Regions from separate parts of the Homo sapiens genome. Here region 1 is linked to region 2. Evidence: chromatin loops called from intact Hi-C (ENCODE). Cell type or tissue: GM12878. All regions are shown on one strand. Each heading gives the region's core, and the rest is flanking DNA. Links, peaks and the distances in the headings are about the cores only.

Region 1 (10,318 bases), core at 3,047-8,046, 480 kb after region 2:
TTGTAATTGAGATCAGAATGCATAAAAATTATTTCCTACTAATATCTGCTAAAGATACTTAAGCAAAATGGATTTTCTTATATGTGTCTAAGCAAAATCTCAATTTGTTTCACCATTAAATGAAACTTAACTACATGGCTATTTGAACTGTCAGTTTTTAAAGCCTATTTTTCTTCCTTTTTTTTTCTTTTCTCCTTCCTCTACCCATTTGCTTTCTCTCTGTCTTTTTCTCCACTAGAAAATAATCCTGCATTGTGTAAATTTAATTGAAAAGGACTGGAAAACTGACAAAATTCCTCTGTACCAAATTAATGAACATCATACGGCATGTGATTTTGATAATATGTAATAAGATTAAAGACAGGTAGGAGGGACTGCAGTCAAGAGTACAGAGTACAGGGGGGAATTTACACTAGATAGGAAAGGTCAAAGAAAGCCAGTAATAGTTACACTGAAGAAGGAGTCAGCTATGCAAATATTATGGAATAGGATGGTATGAATGTGTGTGCATGTGCTTTACTAACATATGAAAAATCCAGGCACAGATCTAACTTCTGAATTAAAATAATGTAAACAGAATTCAATTTCTCTCCATCTCTCAGTTTCCACTAATACAGCTTCAGTCTCTGACTTCATTTGGTAGCAAGATGGTGGCGGGGCATTGCTTCAACTGTAACATCCTCTCAGGCTTCAAGCTGAAAAAGAGAAGATGCCTTTTCCAGAAGCCCTATCAAAAGTGTCTTTGTCCTAATTCATTCTGATTAGATCACTGAATAATCCTGTGCCCCTCTCTTGGAGCAGAGAGCAGAATCACCTTTGTAATTTTCATGGACTAGGCATTGGGTTTGTATCCCAGAAGGAAATAGGGTACTATTAACTGAAAGAGGCTGCATTAATGCTAGGTAGCAAAGAAAGAATGGATTGTTGCCAGAAAAATCACAATGGGGACATATACATGAAAATTTGCATGTCATTCTAGAAGCCTTCGGATTTCCTAGCAATCTGTGGGTTCTAGGATAAGAAATTCGAATAGTGACATTGAATTGATGCCTTCTAGAACAAACAAAAACAGCATTGATACCCATAGCCATCCAGGATAATGAGTTGTTACTGGGACTATTTCCTGAATAAAGAGGCAAAATGAGGATAATATGTAACAAGTAGTTTAAATGATAATACCAAATTAAGAATAAAAGCAAGTTACATCATTTTGTTAACTAAAGTGGAAATGAGTGGTTCAGCCTTGGGGGTGCTTCTTTGCTAGTATTTGTATTAAAAAAACTAGGCAAAATCTTTTATTTAAGGTAAGCACTTTACACTGGCAACATAAAAAGACATATTAGGAAAAGAAGTTTCCTAATGTTGATTCAATAGCTTTTATTGCTATAGAAGCCTGTGTCTATATGTATCCCAGATCTCTTCAACTTCAGTTAAAAAAGTATTAATCAAGTCTATTTATTAATTTGTAAAGAAAATCATTTTCAATAATTATATCAAATTTTGTGCAGATTAGCTGATTTTTTTTCTTCTTATCCATATTTTATTTTGGAACATGTTGATGAAGTCACTTATTTTCTTAATAATTATTTTTAATTGAGTAATTTAGACAGAATTGATAGAAGGTATAGGTCAATCATAGGAAAACATGGGTACTTTCTAAATGCCTACATGGTGATCATTTATTTTTCTATGCAATTGGGAAGAAATTAACCTTTTAACAAGGTGAAGACAAGAGTAGCTCTCACTGAGATGGAAGATGGAAGTCATGATTATGCTTTATTGTTACATAGATTCCTTACTTTCTTGAAAGAAGGAGTCAGCCTGGAGTTTTAAGTTGCTTCACTTGAGCATAACAGTTTTTCCTCTTGAGCAACTCAAAATATCACTCAAAAATGGGAAAGAATTCCTTGTTTACCAGATATTTTTGAAGAATAAATATGTTAAATAAAGACGTTACAGTGTGTCACCTTTTGTCTCTTTGCACAAATGAAAACCCTGTGAATTTAGCACTGTTCGTCATGAATGAATAAACTTTTGAACCAGAAAAATGAGTCATTACTGCTCCTCAAGTTTAATATACCCAAGTTGTGGAGAAATATATCATTTTTCCCCTACCAATTAATGCCACTGAAATACAGCTATTTTGGGGGATGATCAGCTTTCAAAATAGTTATACAAAGGCCATTGTGTATCTGATTATGAAGATTAACATGTTATTTAGAAAATAAACTCTTTCCCCAAACCTCTGTTTGCCACCAGTTCTTGCTTCGACTGAGACGTTCATGGATTTCTGATCATTCTGTGTTTGTATAGATTTTGTTTTGTTCTCCTTTCTAGGTTACAACATATGTTTACATAGTGTCAATTTTCTGTGAGTAGAAAACAGCAGGTAGTTCATTCTCAGAAAAGTGATTTACAGATTTTCTTGCTATGCATTCCTTCCTTTGATTTTCAGTTCCAGTTTTAATTTTAACCTAGCTAGGGAATTGATTCTCTCCATAGTAGTATCAGTCATCAATAGAGTTTGGAGGAAAAGTGAATTTCTCACTTATGTAAAGAATAAAGAACAAATTTATTCGTGTATATATATATATATATATATATATATATATATGAAAAAATGTTAAGTTGTTCAGTTTTGGCTGACACAAATCAATGGATATTTTTAAGGGTGTAGGTTAAGGCAAGAAGATTATGTCATTCTTGTAGTCCTTTCTAAGGACAGAAGATAGAGCATCAAAATACTGTAAGAAAAATCCAAACCATATTTTTCTTATGTGATGTCCAATTTGGCTGTGTAGGTGTGAGTTTCAGATAAGACGAAATGCATTTACAGATGTGAATTGTAAAAACATTTCCTATTATTAATTTTAAGGGCTTTTAAGGAGCAGAATGAGTTTCATTGAGAACCCCAAAGCATAGATTAGTAAAGACAATTGCCCCTCTGAATAGGACATGAGCTAAGGAGTGAACAGAGGGAGAAAATTCACATACATGTTTTGAGTTTCACTTTAGGACTCTTGAAAGCTTCGGTCACTGATTGGGATTTTTCTCTAACTGGGAGTCAAAGAGACAAAGCATCTAATCTAAATAATCTTTCTCAGGTTTTCTAAAAATGCCTGCCGACGAAAACATGTCAGACAACTGATCCAATAGGGCCTGAAGGTTTTCTGTTTGTTTGTTTTAAATCCATTCTTTCCTGGGAAGGAAATAAAAGAAAGCTTGAGGTTGGTGACAGATTTGGGCTCTTGCCACATTCCCACCTCACCTTCATGGACATTTCTCTACTTCAGAGGAAGTTAATATTTTCCAGAGATGTTCCATAGGTATTCTAAATCATACTACAGACACCTGCTCCTATATATGGGTATGTTGTTCACCTAAGATGAATCAGACTTTTTTTTTTTTTCATGTGCTTCCTTTAAAAATCCTCATTAATCTCAGTCTGTAGAATTTAGGGGGAAAGTTGGGTTAAACAGTTGACACTGTTTAATGTAAATGATTTATGATTATTCCTTATGTATACACAATAGGCACTTTATAAATTAGATTGTCCTAGGAGTAACATGATACATAAATGTTATTGCTATAAATTCTACACTTGGCTATATATTTTGTATCATGTAACCAGTGGGCTTATAAATGCTGACTATTTCAACCTGCTCTTTCTACTCAATATTGTAAATGGTGACTTAGGTAAGCCTAACTGAGATGTATACAGAGGCAATCAAATTGCAAAAGAACAGGGCATGCTGGCACCGCTCCAGCATGGCTTCTGGCTGTGTTCCAGAAGTGATGGCAGAAAGAAGAGACAGAGGGGAAGGCGAAACTATTAAATATATGTAGCCAAAAAATGAATCTAAATTATTACTAATTTTTTTTTGCTCAGTAAAACCAAGAGTCTGGTGAGAGAGAAAAGGGGAAAAAGCAGCGCAAACAGGAAAAAAGCATGAGTAAAACCAACTTATCAAAATTTAGTAGATGTTATTTCACAGGTGAATTTTCATTATTTAAATAACAGTAAGGATAAAGTTAGTAGCTCTATAATTATAAATGTTTTAATATCAATAAATATTTCATATATTTTTATATAGTGTGTAATAGGAATAATATTTGATTACATGTTTTTACGTATCTGTGAATGATGAATTTGAGGAATTGGGTCTTGCAAATCACTTAATTCTACTGGTGGATCAAGACACTTTATTATATGTATAATGCTGTTATGCTAATAGCCCTCCTTTTTTTTTTTTTTTTTTCACTGTGGTTTCTTAGCCCACTGTGATTTTCTTTCTGAGATCCTATAGAATTTGAGAGAAAAATCCCTGAATAAAATATCTAGCTAATTATTAAATATCAAACTCATCTAAAGTATTGAGTTAGAGGGGAAAGGGTAGCACGCCTATAACTGACCAGCCAGGTTAATATTAGTTTCCTGGTGTCGACTCCTTACCTGATCACAGAGTCCTGTCATCAGGGCTGATTTGAGTTGTACTATGCACTAATTTGTGTAAGGGAGAACTGGGCTGTGAAGAATTCTATTTTGTTTATAGTGTCTATTCTGATAGTGATTTTATCGTCCATTTTATAGGCTGAGTGTTCCAGTTGATTCCCTCTCCCCACGCCCTCTTAAGTATTAATGTCTACACAATTGATCTGGTTACCCGTGAAGTCAGTCCAAATAGGCTGTTACGGTGACTGAAAATACAAGACCAGTAATTTTAAAACCTAGAGGTTACTGTCTTGCACAAAAGGACTAAATCTTAGCAGGAAATCCCCAAGTGAAAAGATGATGGGACTGAATTCAGCACTCTGTATGTGTGACTTGTAATAACAAACATTATTTTTTTGGCTGTGATATTGAAGGAAATATCCAAATGTGCCCCTTATGACTTCTGTAACGTACTTTTAATTGTCATACTCTGGAGCTATCCTGGTGCATGCATGGGAAAGAATATACATATGCACATATCTCTATATTTGTAGGCACTGTAGTCAAAACACTTATTTGCCTAGCTGACTTAGCTGCATAGTTGACTTACCCACCCACCATCAAACCCTCTAGAGGAAATAGGACAGAAAGGTCACACAGAAGCAGTAAAGCCAATGATCTCTTATAAAACAGTTATTTAGGTTCTCAGTGGCACTGTTCATCTTCTGGAAGGGAGATCACTCCAGTCTCTGCCCATCCCTGTGTCATCAGCGTAGCTCTGGACTCTTGGAGTAGAAGAAGAAAGCCTATTCTACCTTGTTGCTGCTGTACACTCAGGTAAGCCTGAACTGAAATCCCAGAGAGACTGCTGTACCAGACAGGCTAGACTATGGGGAGATTCTAGTGCTGATGGAGGTCTTTACAGGGCTCAGTTTGTCCTGTCAATTTTAACCATCGTTTAAAATTCCACTTTTTCTTATAGGGGTTTAAATTTAAATGCAAGACCTGTATATTTATGCACATGTGCGTGTGCGCACGTGCATGCGCACACACACATGCGCACACACACACACACACACACAAAACCTGAAAAAGCCTCATCACTGTTGGTTCACTGTTTGTTTCAGTGCAGAATACTTAGAGTACCTGTCATTTACTGAGGACTTTCTTTGTGCCAGGAATTGTTCTTGGGCTTTGCTTGTATTATATAATTTAAGCCTCCTACAGTACCCCATGAAACAGGTAGTATTATTATACCCACTTTTTCAGCTGAGGAAATGGAGACAGAGAAATTGAATAACTTGCCATGGTTCAATAGCTAGTAAGAGGTGGGGCGGGATTCACACCCAGGCAGAGTAATCTCAGGGCTCGAGCATACATTTTTCTAGGTTGATTTATAAGCAACATGCAGTGTTTCATGTATGAGAAGAATGCACTGGGGCCATCACTGAGCAAGAAATGGGATCTGCATTGTTTTTGTTGTTGTAATGGTCATGTAATTTCCTCTCTCAGGCCATGGTGTGACCAATGGCAAACTTTTTTTTGAGAGAGCCAGTCAAAACTGCATGGAATATTCTATGGCCACAGAAGAGAAAGGAATGTGCTGGTCGATACGAGGAGCTGACCTAAGACCTTGCTTTCACTGTAACCACAGTAAACAAGCGAGTTAATGAACCATAGATGTTTAGTGTGTCATCAGCGTCTTTCAATTTTGTCATCCTGGGTAGCTACCATCAAGAAGGACGGAGTGCCCTCTATGAATATGTATTTAGTACTAGATATAGCAATTTATTCTTTTGAAGAGCACTTTATCATTTTGGTTTTGATAAATGTATAAACAATAATCAGTAGTTAGGGGTTTCAGGCGAAAATGGATGCCATTATTAGTGATTTAACAAGTTTTCCTGTGAATTCCATGTGTATCACTCAGTCTGGATCTTGCGACCCAGGGATACATATATCCAGTTTTTAGAACAGCTCACTTTAAAAGCCTCTTGCGCTATGAACCACTAAGATCTCAGAACTACAGTAGTTACTAATTTCCACACTTTCAATATGTAAAATGAAGTACTCAGACAAAAAACCTCGAGGCTGCATAGGTCAGAATATTTGCTTAAACTAATAATAAGATTAGCTTTTTTAGTTCTAGCTCTCCTTTTCCTATCTATTTGCCTTGCTAACAAGGCCTTACTCCTGTTCAGTTACCTAGTGCCATGATCCCTCTACTTTTTGGACTTTTTATGATAATTTGAGCTGATTTTCCTAGTTGACATAAAGAATTTCCATGAGAATAATAAAACATAAGGACTATTCATCAAATAAGAATGATGAAAACACGAAATTTCACCCAAACTGGGCAAAAGTGCATCTCACTGCACAGAATTCCATAACATTTTGAAATTTGGTCTTTACAGATATTTTTCTCTGCCTGAAACATGTGTGCTGGTTCTATTTATATAAGGGAATAGTGACATCCTGTGTGTAGCTAGACTAATTGCCTCTGTAATTAACCTATTTGAGGAGGAAGTTACACAGAAATAAAATATCACTGAGTACTGAAAGAGGCAATTTTGTTTTAAAGCAAACTTCTAAGTAACTTTACCAAAGGCTGTGGATAACAAAAAGATTCTGTCTCCTTCCCTTATTTTATTCAGCTTCTCCCTTCCCTCCGTCCCTGCCATCCTTTTTCTTTTCTTCCTTTTCTTTCTCTATACAATTCCACTAATCCTCTTCATTTTCTCCCTATGACCTTTATTCCCCATATTATAAGCTAAAAATCTAGTTGTTGTGAGTGAAGATTCTATTTTTAAATCCAGAATTGGGGAATGATGTAAGTGTGGTGAAAAGAGACAGCTTTTTTGTTTTCAAGGCTATTCAAATGTCTTTGCAGGTCAAGAGTAGGTAGGGTATGTCTAGAATCATTTGGATGTCTTAGAAGCTGATGACAAAAAATCTTAGCCTTCTTCCTTATCCCTTGATAAAATATGTATTAATTAAATTTAGAAAAGAGCACGAGAGCATGCAAAAGCAGGGTTTCTGTTGACTTCTTAAAACCAGCAGAAATTATTGGAATGCAATATGTTGCAATAGAAAGAGTACAGTTTTTGGAGTCTGAATTATTCAGATCTCTTCCCAAAAGTATGGCTAAGGGGGAGCAAGAAGAACAACTTCTTCCTCCATGCCCATTTTCTTTAGTGCCCCTTGTAAACATTTCAAAAGGTATTATGTTGCCAAGACATTTGAGAGAACAGTGGGAGAAAGCAAGAGCAAGATGCCTGTAGATAAATTAGTCAAAATTATCCTGTGGTGTGTGTCCTAACTCATCCATCAGATAACGGCAAGACCGGAGCATCAAGGCCCTCACCCAGCCTTAACTTCATGAGTAATCCTCTGCACCATAATCAAAATGATATTTTGAATCAGATCGCTTAAGACTTCTTTCATGGGATAATGTGATATAGTTTTCAACTCAGGTAACTAAGTTTGTATTTTGCACATTATACTGACTTGAAAAAGCTCAATTTAAAGTTGTCCCTACTACCAAGAAGAATTTCCTTTTGAAATATATGAGAATTTCAAGCCAAAGCAAACGTAGTCACTGCATTATGTACTGATAAGCATGGAATAGTTGGAGTAGAAATGTTTCTGGGGTTCAAAGCATGGTGGACTTGGATTCCTCAATTTCCAGGATACAATTTTGATGCCTCACTTTCTTTATCTGAGAAGTGGGGATAGATATATACCTCCTTTCTAAGGTAAACGTGAGACTTTAGTGAAGAAGCATGTATGTAATACTATCCAGAGTGTCTATAAATAAATGCTTAATAAATAGTAGCAAATATTATTTTAGATAATGTTTGACGAAGCAAAATGATTTAGATAGCAAATAGTTGAATGTAAAGGTAATTAACTTTATCTGGTTTAACTGTTCTTCAAGTGGATTTGATTAATGACCTATGCTTGCCATTTATTGCTTTGTAATCCTTGCTGTAGTAACCTTCCACTTTTATTGATAATGTTTATTAGCAACAACTAAATTACCATTCTTGGAAGACAGTGAAAGGACAATTTTTTTTTTTTTTGAGATGGAGTCTCGCTCTGTTGCCCAGGCTGGAGTGCAGTGGCGCGATCTTGGCTCACTGCAAGCTCCACCTCTTGGGTTCACACCATTCTTCTGCCTCAGCCTCCCGAGTAGCTGGGACCATTGGCGCCGAAAGGACAATTTTTTTTGGCAGTTAAGTATTATTTCTTGGGAAAGATACAAAACAAAGAGGAGAAAGGAACACTTCAGAGAATTTTCCTGTGCATCACCTTTGTGATTAATACTGTAATCACTAATGATTATTGGATTGCAAAGAAGGCTTCTTATTGGTAAAAGGAAATCCTCAATTTTATATAAAAATAGTCATTCGATCCTGGCTATGTTTTAGCAATTTTGCTAATTAAATGTAGTATCTATAATTATTGAGGTGTCCCACATTTTTACACAAACCTCCCATCTGTTTTATTGGTGATTTTCAATAAGATAGTAAGAAACTCAGAAAACCATCCTGTAGAGAATCAGATTCAGTTGCTTCTTATTATCACAAAATAGTTCACTCATCCATTCAACAAATATTTATTGGATGCCCGTTACGTGCCACACACTGTGCCAGTCTTGAAAATATGGTAATGAACAAAGTAGACAAGGCATGGATTTTATAGGCAGACAAAGGAGGTAGGTAACCCAAAACAAGGGATTGTAATAAAGTATGTAAGTCTTAAAATATAGAAAATTTGTTTGGTGTTTTGGCTAAACTGAGGCATACAATTTCAATAGGCTTTCTTTTTTCTTCTTTCTTTTTTTTTTTTTTGAGATGGAGTCTCGCTCTGTCACCCAGGCTGGAGTGCAGTCGCACAATCTACCCTCACTGCAACCTCCGCCTCCCAGGTTCAAGCAATTCTCTTGTCACCCTCCAGAGTAGCTGGGATTACAGGCCCACGCCACCACGCCCAGCTAAGATTTTGTGTTTTAGTAGAAATGGAGTTTCACCGTGTTGCCCAGGATGGTCATGAACTCCTGAGCTCAGGCAATCCACCCGCCTCGGCCTCCCAAAGTGCTAGGATTACAGGTGTGAGCCACCGAGCCTGGCTGAGGCGTACAGTTTCAATTGTGGTTGGTGGGGTAGGTAGTCTTATCTCCTTTTAATTTCTGTAGCATTTTCCCTGTGCTTCCGTTGGAACCTCCTGCTTTGCATTCTAATTCCTTGTGATGATGGCGTCTTCATCACTGCAGGATTCTGAGGAGGCAGGCAGGATACATGCGTGATTCTCCTTCCCATCTTTGCACAGAACCTATACTCGTGCACTGCATCTGGTAGGCACTAAATAAATGCTGTTGAAGGCATGCAGCAAGGAAGAGGTCCTAAAGTCTTGTTTCTCTTGTCTTAAAAAAATTTCTTAAATATTTCACCTCGAAATTTCTCCTCCTTCATGTTAATGGCGGTACAGGAAGATAAATAACCCAATGAAAGTCATTATTTCTCCCCACCATGCCCCACTTATCTATTAGTCTCTCAAAATGTAATCCACACCAAACTTCTCTGGAAGAAATTATTATTTGTAAGACATTCAAAGTTTGCTCTATAGAAGTCTGACTTTATTTGCCATGTGCAAATAAGAATGAAAGAAGCATCTATTATTCATGGTACACATTGGGGTGTCATGATCAGCCTTTTTTCTCTGCCACTGGATCTGTCAAAAGGGTTAATGTTTGGGATGGTCAGTATCTAGTTTTAAAAAGTCAAAACTCTTCATTGGTTAATAGAAAGATATAACATGTAACCGATGGTTTAGTATTCATTTGCCATTACTTAAGTCCAAGTAATTGGAAATCCTACAAAATAA
Region 2 (10,318 bases), core at 3,271-8,270:
TGTCCTATCTTTTAGGGGAATTTAGACATTGGGCATTATGTATTCCTTGGATACATTAAAAGGTGTTAGATAAGAGCGCTCACACTTGCTGCTCTTCTATTGCAACTTGACAGAAGTTACTTCTCTAAACCTTAGTTTCTCATCTGAACAATGGAAATAATGATAGTGTCTATCTCATAGTATTGGTGTGAGATTTAAATGAAATAATTCATGTAAAATTGCTTGGTGTGTGGAAACATAGTAACTTTTAACTGTTCTCATTAACTTGGCTATTTACCTGTGTTCTTCTATCATTACATTTCAAGTTAAAATTTCAAGGTTTCACGTTGTTCTCTCTCCAATGAATGCAGTTAAATCACTTAGATTTTCTAATGAGTTTTCCTTTAATGTTATGCAGTTGACTAGAGAGTGTATATATATTAAGAACATAATACCTTCACTATGTCCACATGTGAATTAAGAGCTTGAGGCTATCAGAGGGTAGAAGATGAGGGAGTGGGGATGAAGTATGTTTGTAACCTGTGTATTTTCTCTTTCTTAAAGGAATTACGGCTCATCTCTTTTTGCCCAATGTGAAGCAGTAGATAATGGGTGTCAGCAGGTCCTGTGGCTCTATGGAGAGGACCATCAGATCACTGAAGTGGGAACTATGAATCTTTTTCTTTACTGGATAAATGAAGATGGAGGTAATCCACTCAGATTTCACTGTGTGCATTTCTCAGTCATTTTCAACAGGACCAGAAAGACAAGAGCTAGAAACTTAGTACAAGGGAGTAAGTAGCACAGTTCCAAAGGCTAAGTAAGGACTACTGTGCTTTTGCTGCCCAAATAGACACAAGTTTCTTTTTTTTCTTTCTTTCTTTTTTAAAGAGGTGGAGTCTCACTATGTCACCCAGGCTGCAGTGCAATGGTGTGATCTCAGCTCACTGCACCCTGGTTCAAGCAATTCTCCTGCCTCAGCCTCCCGAGTAGCTGGGATTGCAGGAGCCTGCCACCATGCCCAGCTAATTTTTGTATTTTTTTTTTTAGTAGAGATAGGGTTTCACCATGTTGGTCAGGCTGGTCTTGAACTCCTGACCTCAGGTGATCCACCGGCCTTGGCCTCCCAAAGTGCTGGGATTACAGGTGTGAGCCACTGCACCCGGCCGAGTTTCGATTTAAAGAAGCTCTAGAGGTTTTTTGTTTTTCGTTTTTTGTTTTTCTGGCTCTAGATGTACTGATTATTGAGATACTGAGATGTCACATTAAGGGATTTAAGTTACCATGATTGGAAGATTTGCTTCCTTATCCCTTCTGCAGTTCCCCAACAATTTTCCTATCTGAACACCTTGCATTGAGACACAGGTCTCAGATCAGGTCAATGGTCATTCACCATATACCGTATATAAAATGCTAGAGTAATAAATGCAGTGTACTGATTCTACTGGAAGGATTTTGTGTACTCTCTGGCTGTAATTGTTTTAACAATTGTTGCCTTTTCTACATATTTTGAAAATGTATCACAATCTCTCCAAATTTACTCTAGAACTCAATCTGATTAAAGAGCACCATTTTAAAAGATAAATCAATGTATCTTGGGATTGTAACTAGATCCTGGTTCATTCAAGACAATTTCATATATCCACTATAGATATCAATATTTCTCTATTATCTTTAATATCCTGAGTACTCATTACTTTTCTTTGCTGTTTTTTTTTATTAGTTGGCAGAGACCATAGGGGTTCAGTGAAGTGTTGGCAACGTGTATGATATTGAATTAAATGGCCAACGGTGGGAGAAAAACAGGCATTTATTTCTATTAGAATTTTGATAATCATACCAAATTTAGAAGCGTATTTTTAGACTTGTTTACATTCTTAGGTTGTTCATTTCACAGTAGTAATTATAGAGACTAGAAATATAAATGATGTTTCCAAATACTTATGAAGTCTCAGTGTTAGTAGTTTCAATTAAATTTTTTAAAATGCAGTTTATATTTGAAAGTAGCTACAGTAGCCTCTCTTGCTCTAATGTTATTTGGCTACAAAAAGAGGAAAATGGTAATTTAGATGTGGCTGAATTCAGAGCTAAGTACTAATTTTAGTGTTAGTTGCAGAGACTAACAAGATGAGTCTTATACTGCAGTCAGAGGTAGAATAAACAGAAGATATGGTGAGTAAGCCTTGTCCTGGGCTTGGCCATTGGTAGTCCTTGGCATATGAAAAACCAGATACAGATCATTCTCATCCTTCCATTCCTGCTGTTTGTACTTGGCACTGTTTGAAAATAAAATTTATACAGGAATATTTATGATTTATAAATTTGAGTTACTGTATGTGACATATAACAAAAGCTACACTTGGAAGATTGTAGCCAGTGTTGACCTCTGCACTTAGAAGATAATAGGCCGATTCAACCCTTCTTCCCATCTGCCCACTCTTACCCCCACCCCAAACTCCACCAAAAAACCACACAGCTCAAAACAAAAACAGTTACATCATTCAGAGGTGGTACCATCATTATTTTTATGGATGGGAGATGTCAGAATTTAAGTACACTCTGAATCAGAGCTACATGATTTAACCAGAAACACCAGAAACTGTCCTGGTGGAAAATTGTTCTTTATCCAAACAATAATCATGAAACATTTCCACCATGGCTTTTAAAGGTCAGAATAGAAATGAGTGAGTTTGTCTTCTGCCTCTTGCAAAATATACAAGACCTTAAGACTGTTAGTTACTATTCAGATTATGGTTGCCTGGGATAACTTTAGTTTTAATATACTCCTTCACTTTGGGGATGTTCATCTAACAGAACAAATAAAATTCAGAATAAGGAGAAAGGAAATAGAATATATATTTGAAGTAAATAGAATGTTAGGAAAAACCTTTGGGCTAAAAAAAAAGACATGCAATTCTGAAGTAACTTTGATTTATATCATATGATTTTAAGAAAATACAATGAACAAACGAGTTGAAAATCAGCACAATACTGATTTTCACAAACGTTACCGATAGGAGGTATAAACAGAGTTCTTTCGGTAATAGCCTGCCGTCTTTTCATGAGCGCCCACACACACTGCTCCTGTTGGTTGAGATGGCTGGTGCAGGAAGGTGGATGGGGTGGTGGATAGTGTGTGTTCAAAGCACAGTGCTGTGCACAGTCACTATGTGTGGCACTCAGCTTGTAACTCATGGGAGTTTTGATTTCAGTAACAGCACCCATGGTGGCAAGATCACACATCATCACTCTGTTGATGAGTAATTTAACCCATACGCTTGCTATTCACCATTTGAACAAAGCATTGTATCATATCCTGGACCCTGGAGATACCCTGAAAAATAAGACCCAGGCCTTGTGGTTGAGTTCACAGTCACTTTGGGAAAACAACCACAGCAGTGAATCTCGGTATTGCTCAGGCCACATCATGAGTCTTCTCGGACACGTCAGGCGTGTATACGGACTCGACTTGGAGCACTCTTCCTCAGATGTCTGTACCGCTTGCTCTTTGACATCCTCCAAATCTTTGCTTACAAATCCCATTCTCAGTCTGGCTTTCCTTGAGCTCTTAATCAAAATCATAAACTCCATTTCCCATTTCTCCTCAGCATTCCAGCATTCTCCATTGCTTTTCCTTCTTTGTTTCCCCCTGTGTAGTCTAACATACTATCAACACAATAAATGTTTACCTGTGTCTATTAGAAAGTAAGCAGGGAGATATGTCAGTTTTGTTCACTGCTGTATTCATAGAGCTTAAAACGGTAAACAGCACTCAATATGTATTTGTAGAATAAATGGCTAATTGTGCTGATGGTGTTTAGGGCACTTATGCAGACCTACATTCCTGGTTTCCATTAGTGTTTGACTTTGGGAAGTCACAGATGAATCCTGCTGTTATTGCTTCTAAATTCCTCATCTCCTAAAAATGACTTCTTTGTCAAAAACAAGCTGCATTTGTAGGTTCTGTTTTCCTCATGTTGGGCAATCTGGAGTGATTTCTGGCTCTTGTAAGTATGTTTGTGGTTGCAGAGGAAAATGAATATTTCTCACCCAAATGTTGTCATGTCATCATCTCTGTCTGGCAACCAGAGAAGCAGATGTTCTGTTCCTTGACCTCAGGCTAGTGGTTACAGTTCTGGGTGTTAAACATGTTTCACAAAACAGCACTTGCACATGCGGGGCTGCTGTTTTCATTTAACTTCATGTAGTCTCAGGGCTCAGCAAGCTTTAGGAAAGGTCCGGTTTGGGGGCACTGGAAGTGTGTGTGTGTGTGTACATATATATACACACACAAATAGATCCATACATTTATGTATCTAGTTGGCTAGCTATTGCAAAACACATGTTTATTTTGAGATCATCAACACTTCTAAACATGACAAAGAGTAGCCCTAAGAACATTGCCAAGAACAAATTTTCTCCTTTCCAGAAAGCAATTTTCAGCAGATGATTTTCAGAAACAAAATTCAAAAAAGCCATACTGCTGTATCCTAGCAAAGATAACTTATTCGTTTATTTTTTACTCAAAAACATTTATTATATACACTCTGGGCTAGGCACAATGCCCAGTTTTGAGGATAGAAGGATGAAGATAGAGTTTGGTATTCCAGATAGAGCTTGATTGTTGGGCATGTCTGATGTAACCCCAGTGGAGTGGGCGAGCCTAGAACCACCATGTATTGAGGGAGAGGGTGGTGGCCTCAGTGTCAGGACTCACTAGATTCAGACTCCTGGGTGTCAGAAGTGGGGAGGAAAGGGAGATGCTGAGTGCCAGAGGGTACTGTAAGGAGAGCTTGTGCAGCTGATGGATCATGCATGATGCCTGTGAACAATTGTCCTACTAGACCTCACAGTAGTTAGGGATGTCTGCAGTCATCTCACAGTAGAGCAGTAGCTCAGCTTTGGAGTTTTGTTTCTTGAATGTCTTCTTTTTTAACCGTACACGTGCTTGAGCTCACTCTGATAAGCCCATTACATTTGAATCTCAGAGAGCAAAGGCAGCATCTCCATACTTGTTGCTGATGCTCCACCAGGTTTGAAAATCACTAAAGATAGACTCTTAGGCTGGGTGCGGTGGCTCACATCTGTAATCTCAGCACTTTGGGAGGCCGAAGTGGGCAGATCATCTGAGCTCAGGAGTTCGAGACCAGCCTGACCAACATGGTGAAACCCCGTCTCTACTAAAAATACAAAAATTAGCCAGGCGTGGTGGCGCGTACCTGTAATCCCAGCTACTCAGGAGGCTGAGGCAGGAGAATCACTTGACCCTGGGAGGCAGAGGGTGCAGTGAGCTGAGATGGTGCCACTGCACTCCAGCCTGGGTAACCTAAAAAAAAAAAAAAAAAAAAAAAATTAGACTTTCCAAGGGCAGCGTGGAAGCAGTGACCAGCCTGAGTAGGCACGCACACTTCTTGGGGATAGCCTCCTCCATAGCATTCTTAGAAGGTTTGGTAATGACCAGTTTTTCTGAGTAAGACCCTATCTACATTATTCTAATTAGTAACCACCTTTCATCTGCTAAGGTAAATTTTCACTTCAGAATATTCCTCTTAAGACCATGCAATAACTCTTACTGTTTGTTGGTGGAAAACCATCTCATTATTTTACTGGTTAAGGGTAAACTGAAGATGATTAGATAACTTTCCTTCCTTCCCTCCCCCCTTCCTCCCTTCCTTCTCTTTCTTCCTTCCTTTCTCCCTCCCTCCCTCCCTCTCTCTTTCTTTCCTTCTCTCTTTCTTTTCTTTTCTTTTTTCTTTCTTTCTTTCTTTTTTCTTTCTTCCTTCCTTCGTTCCTTCCTCCCTCCCTCCCTCTCTCTCTTTCTTTCTTTCTCTTTTCTTTCTTTCTTTCTTTCTTTCTTTCTTTCTTTCTTTCTTTCTTTCTCTCTTTCTTTTCTTTCTTTCTTTCTTTCTCTTTCTCTTTCCTTCCTTCCTTCCTTTCTTTCTCTCTCTCTCCTTCCTTCCTTCCTTCTTTCCTTCCTTCCTTCTTTCCTTCCTTCCTTCTTTCTTCTTTTTTTAAATAAGGGTCTACCTGAAGTGTGAACTGATTTGGGAAATTTGATCATGCAGAACAGTAAAATTTTCTTTATGTTTGTTGCTAGCAAAATTGTGATGGTTTTTTAAAAAAATGGCTATTGATAATAAGGCATGCCTAATGTAGTGAAAGTTTGAAAATGTCCCAATTTCTGATTGACAGAAGAAGAACTGGCAACTCCTCCACTAGATGGCATCATTCTTCCAGGAGTGACAAGGCGGTGCATTCTGGACCTGGCACATCAGTGGGTGGGTGCCTTTGATATGAACAACTTTTGTAAGCCTGAAATAAAAAATAATCAAAATAAGCCCAGCCTAGTGTTGAAATAATATCCTGTGGTTCCAACCAATGTTATCTAATCTTTAAATTCTAACGTGAATGAAAAGTATTCTTCTAGAAGGGCTTTCTTGGCAAGACTATTAAAATAAGTATTGTTGATAGCAAGGGCAGAGAGAAACCAGTTTAGCAAGATGTCATAGTGGAGAAGTATTCTAGTAGTAGTCTCAGTCTACCAGGTATCTCCCACCAACTTTTGTCTGGTTCATACCTGATGTGCTTCCATCCAGACATTCCTTAACTTCCCAAGTCTGTGTTGCTTCCAAATGGCAATGATACTTCTTCCTTTCCTTTATTTATACCAGTGTAACCATGCTTGCCGTAGAAATGAAATAATTTCACTGACATATAAATGTTTACTAATATAACATTATTGGTTTGACTGCCTTCTTTTTCTCTCTGTCCTACCCCCATCCTCCAAAATTCATATACATGCCTATTTTAAAATCAGAACATGCAAGCAAATGTAAAGTTGTTTTCAGTAGACTTTCAAATTCGTGTGACACAGGCAAGCATATTAAACAATTTGGTGGACCGGGTGCAGTGGTTCATGCCTATAATTCTAGCATTTTGGGAGGCCAAGGCAGGAGGATCACTTAAGCCCAGGAATTCGAGACCAGCCTGGGCAACATAGTGAGACCCCGAATCTACAAAAAAATCAAAAACATTAGCTGAACATGGTGGTACATGCCTGTAGTCCCAGCTACTTGGAGGGGCTGAGGTGGGAGGATGGCATAAGATCTGGAGGTCAAGGTCGCAGTGAGCTATGATCAAGCCACTGCACTACAGCCTGAATACAGGGTGAGACCATGTCTCTAAAAGTAAATTAAATAAATAAATAAATAAATAAATAAATAAATAAATAAATAAAATAAAATTTAAAAAGGTTTGGTTTTGGAAATGACGTAATGTATTCAAGACAAATTATTGAATGAATTGGGTGTCTGGTAAAGGTTCTTGGATGGAACTTTTGACCCAGGTGTTAAAATGGTCTCCAAAGAACATGAAAAGGCTTTGAGCTTACTGTGGTCAAAGAGTACTAGTAGTAATAGGACAAATGTTTAGAAACACACACGTTATCTAGGAGCATACCAGCATGGTTTCTCTGGAAAAGACTTTCAAAATAGATGAAATGTGCTATAAATAATTCTACAAAACCCTGAAGTAGACAAGACCCAACTGCTACATGCTGGCTGGCGCATTGGGCATGACATTTACAAACCGTTGGTATAATTTTCAAACAGCTTGCCCTGTCCTAAATATGTTTGCAATTGGAAAGATATTTTTGAAGCTCAGTAATTTTTGTTTTATTAAAGAAAAATATCAACCAAGTACAGAAGGTTCGACGACAAGTTGCAAGTGGAAATACTTTCCCACACTAATGATTTGCTAGCATGAAAAATAGGTTATTATGGAGGAAATTTTTTCTTGACTTCATAGCTGTAATTTATTTTAAAAGCTATTTTAAAACATGAGACGTGAAATGCCAAGAGGCATGTAGGGGGTCACCACTATTTGCCAGATAGGGGAAATTGTCCAAAGATAAGTAAGGGTGAGCAGAGCAAAAACAATTCTGCTTATTTACAAAAGAGTTTTCTTTTCTTTTCTTTTTCAGGACACAGAACTCAGCTTGTTTTCAATTAATTTGCCTGATTTTCTGCAGTTCATTTACTTTTGAACAACATAATTGCAATTGTAGACTGAGAGAAATTGAAACTTTCAAAGAGCCATATTTCTATTGCAGATATATTTTCCTGCTCTTCCAAATCTACTTACAGCATGAGTTCTTCTTTTAAATATTCAAATATTTTGAATATTGCCAAGAGCTTTGATTTCCATTTTTATCTCTTGTGGGTTTATAAATTAAGAAAAAATACTCATCTTATTTTTTTAAACCTCTCTATTTTTATTGCCCTTTATTCAAATAACTTGTTGACAAACTTTGAACTTGAACCACTGAGGTAAAAGAACAAGAATTAAACAGATAGTTTAAACACATAGCTTAAAAGGATCTTTTTCCCATTTCCTATCCTTGAGCAAAGAATATATTCAAACACTTTGGCAGAAGTCAATGAGGTTATACCACTAATTCCATGATGAAAATCAACTGAATGTGATACTGAAAGAGAAGGAAGAGAATTGTCACTGTAAAGTCAACTGTTAGTCATATTAGGAAAAAAAATACATACAATACAATTTCTCAAATAAAGTCCAAATATACATTCAACGTTTAAAAATAATGAGTATTTCAGATATTTGAACTCAGTCTGTTCTTTATTCCATAAAAGATATAGGTAAGCCGTGCACAGTGGCTCACAACTATAATCCCAGCACTTTGGCACTTTGGGAGGCTGAGGTGGGAGGATCACATGAGCCCAGCCTGGGCAACATAGGGAGACCCCTATCTTTACAAAATAAAATATAAAATATAAAACCTAGTTGGGCATGGCAGCATACACCTGTAGTCCCAGGTGCTCAGGAGACTGAGACAGGAGGATCACTTGGGCCTGGGAGGTCGAGGCTGCAATGAGCCAAGATTATGCCACTGCATTCCAGCCTGGGTGACAGGGCAAGACCCTGTCTTAAAAAAAAAAAAAAAAGAAAGAGACAAACGTAGAAAGAGTACCAAATTTGGAGCCAATCAGATCAGACCTGGGTTCAAATTGAGTTTCTGTCACTTACTTCCTTTGTGGCCCTGGAGATGCCCTTCAACCTCCTTGAACCTTAGTTTCCTCATCTGTAAAATGGGGATGATAGTACTCACCCTTAAAATTACAGAACTTGGCATAATAGCGGGTGCTTGATAAATGGTAGCTATAATTATTAATATTATATAATACATTGTTCTCCTTTATGGTAAAGTAGGTTTTAAGACACTGATTTTTTTGTTTTGTTTTGTTTTTGGAGACAGAGTCTCACTCCGTCACCCAGGCTGGACTGCAGTGACGTGATCTTGGTTCACTGCAACCTCTGCCTCCTGAGTTCAAGCGATTCTCCTGCCTCAGCCTCCTGAGTAGCTGGGATTACAGGCACCCGCCACCATGCCTGGCTAATTTTTGTATTTTTAGTAGAGACAGGGTTTTACCAGGTTGGCCAGGCTGGTCTCAAACTCCTGACCTCAAGTAATCTGCCTGCCTCAGCCTCCCCAAATGCAGAGATTACAGGCATGAGCCACCGTGCCCGGCCTAAGACACTGTTAACACGGAGCATGCATCAAGCAGCATTTGGGATGCATCAATTTTGTGAGACTTTATACAAGTTAACAAATAAGAAGGCAAAAAAGAAGGCATATGTTAAAGTATACCATGTGTCTTGTGGTGATAATCTTATATTTTATATTCTGATAATCTCATATATAAATCTGTGACCTTGAAGTAGGTTACTTAACACCTCGATGTGTTCACCAGTAAGATGGTGTGCCACTTCCAGCTTTCCCTTAAAGGATGATTGTGACCTTGTCTAAGTGCAATCAGAATGTTAAGCAGAACAGTAAGTATTGCAATTGTTTTGCATGCCTTTTCCTTTAAAATATACTTGTTATTTTTTATATTCCATGCAGGGTGAATTTAAGGTGTCAGAGAGATACCTCACCATGGATGACTTGACAACAGCCCTGGAGGGGAACAGAGTGAGAGAGATGTTTGGCTCTGGTACAGCCTGTGTTGTTTGCCCAGTTTCTGATATACTGTACAAAGGCGAGGTACGACAAGTATTTCCTCATTTCCTATCATTTCCAATCACATTAAATTACATTTAATTTAAGTGTATGAATAAAATTGTATCTGGACCCAGACCCAAGATGCAAAAGTTTTGTCGTTGTTGTTGTTTTTCTTTATTTTAAAGAGATGGAGTCTCGCTGTGTTGCCCAGGCTGGAGTGCAGTGGCTATTCACTGGTGTGATCATAGCTCACTGCAGCCTCAAACTCCTGGGCTCACGCAATCCTTCTGCTTCAGCCTCCTGAGTTGCTGGGAT

What was found. Peaks named below come from ENCODE experiments on the same cell type or tissue, not always from the same donor. Only the 100,000 strongest peaks of a DNase experiment are listed, where the experiment ranks them.
Region 1: it touches region 2 in a loop (2.9-fold over the local background); 2 of 110 quality-filtered maps call a loop at or near these places.

Annotation. Positions count from the first base shown.
Region 1 is chr12:24,356,808-24,367,125 of GRCh38, reverse strand. It overlaps a transcript of SOX5 not described here. Among named protein-coding and RNA genes, the nearest start is that of SOX5-AS1, 140 kb to the right of the region's middle. In GM12878, for the core only: no CTCF peak of the experiment used is centred there; a DNase peak (open chromatin) is centred at 6,105; H3K27me3 peaks cover 119 bases.
Region 2 is chr12:24,832,450-24,842,767 of GRCh38, reverse strand. BCAT1 (branched chain amino acid transaminase 1) reads left to right here. Exons shown (of 11, transcript NM_005504.7): 7 at 544-686; 8 at 6,172-6,257; 9 at 9,905-10,045. BCAT1-AS1 (BCAT1 antisense RNA 1) reads right to left here. Exons shown (of 4, transcript XR_007063245.1): 4 at 6,213-6,291. Among named protein-coding and RNA genes, the nearest start is that of BCAT1-AS1, 18 kb to the right of the region's middle. RefSeq lists a silencer at 2,967-3,156. In GM12878, for the core only: a CTCF peak has its summit at 6,201 (motif pointing right); DNase peaks (open chromatin) are centred at 4,057 and 6,203; H3K4me3 peaks cover 629 bases; H3K27ac peaks cover 1,829 bases.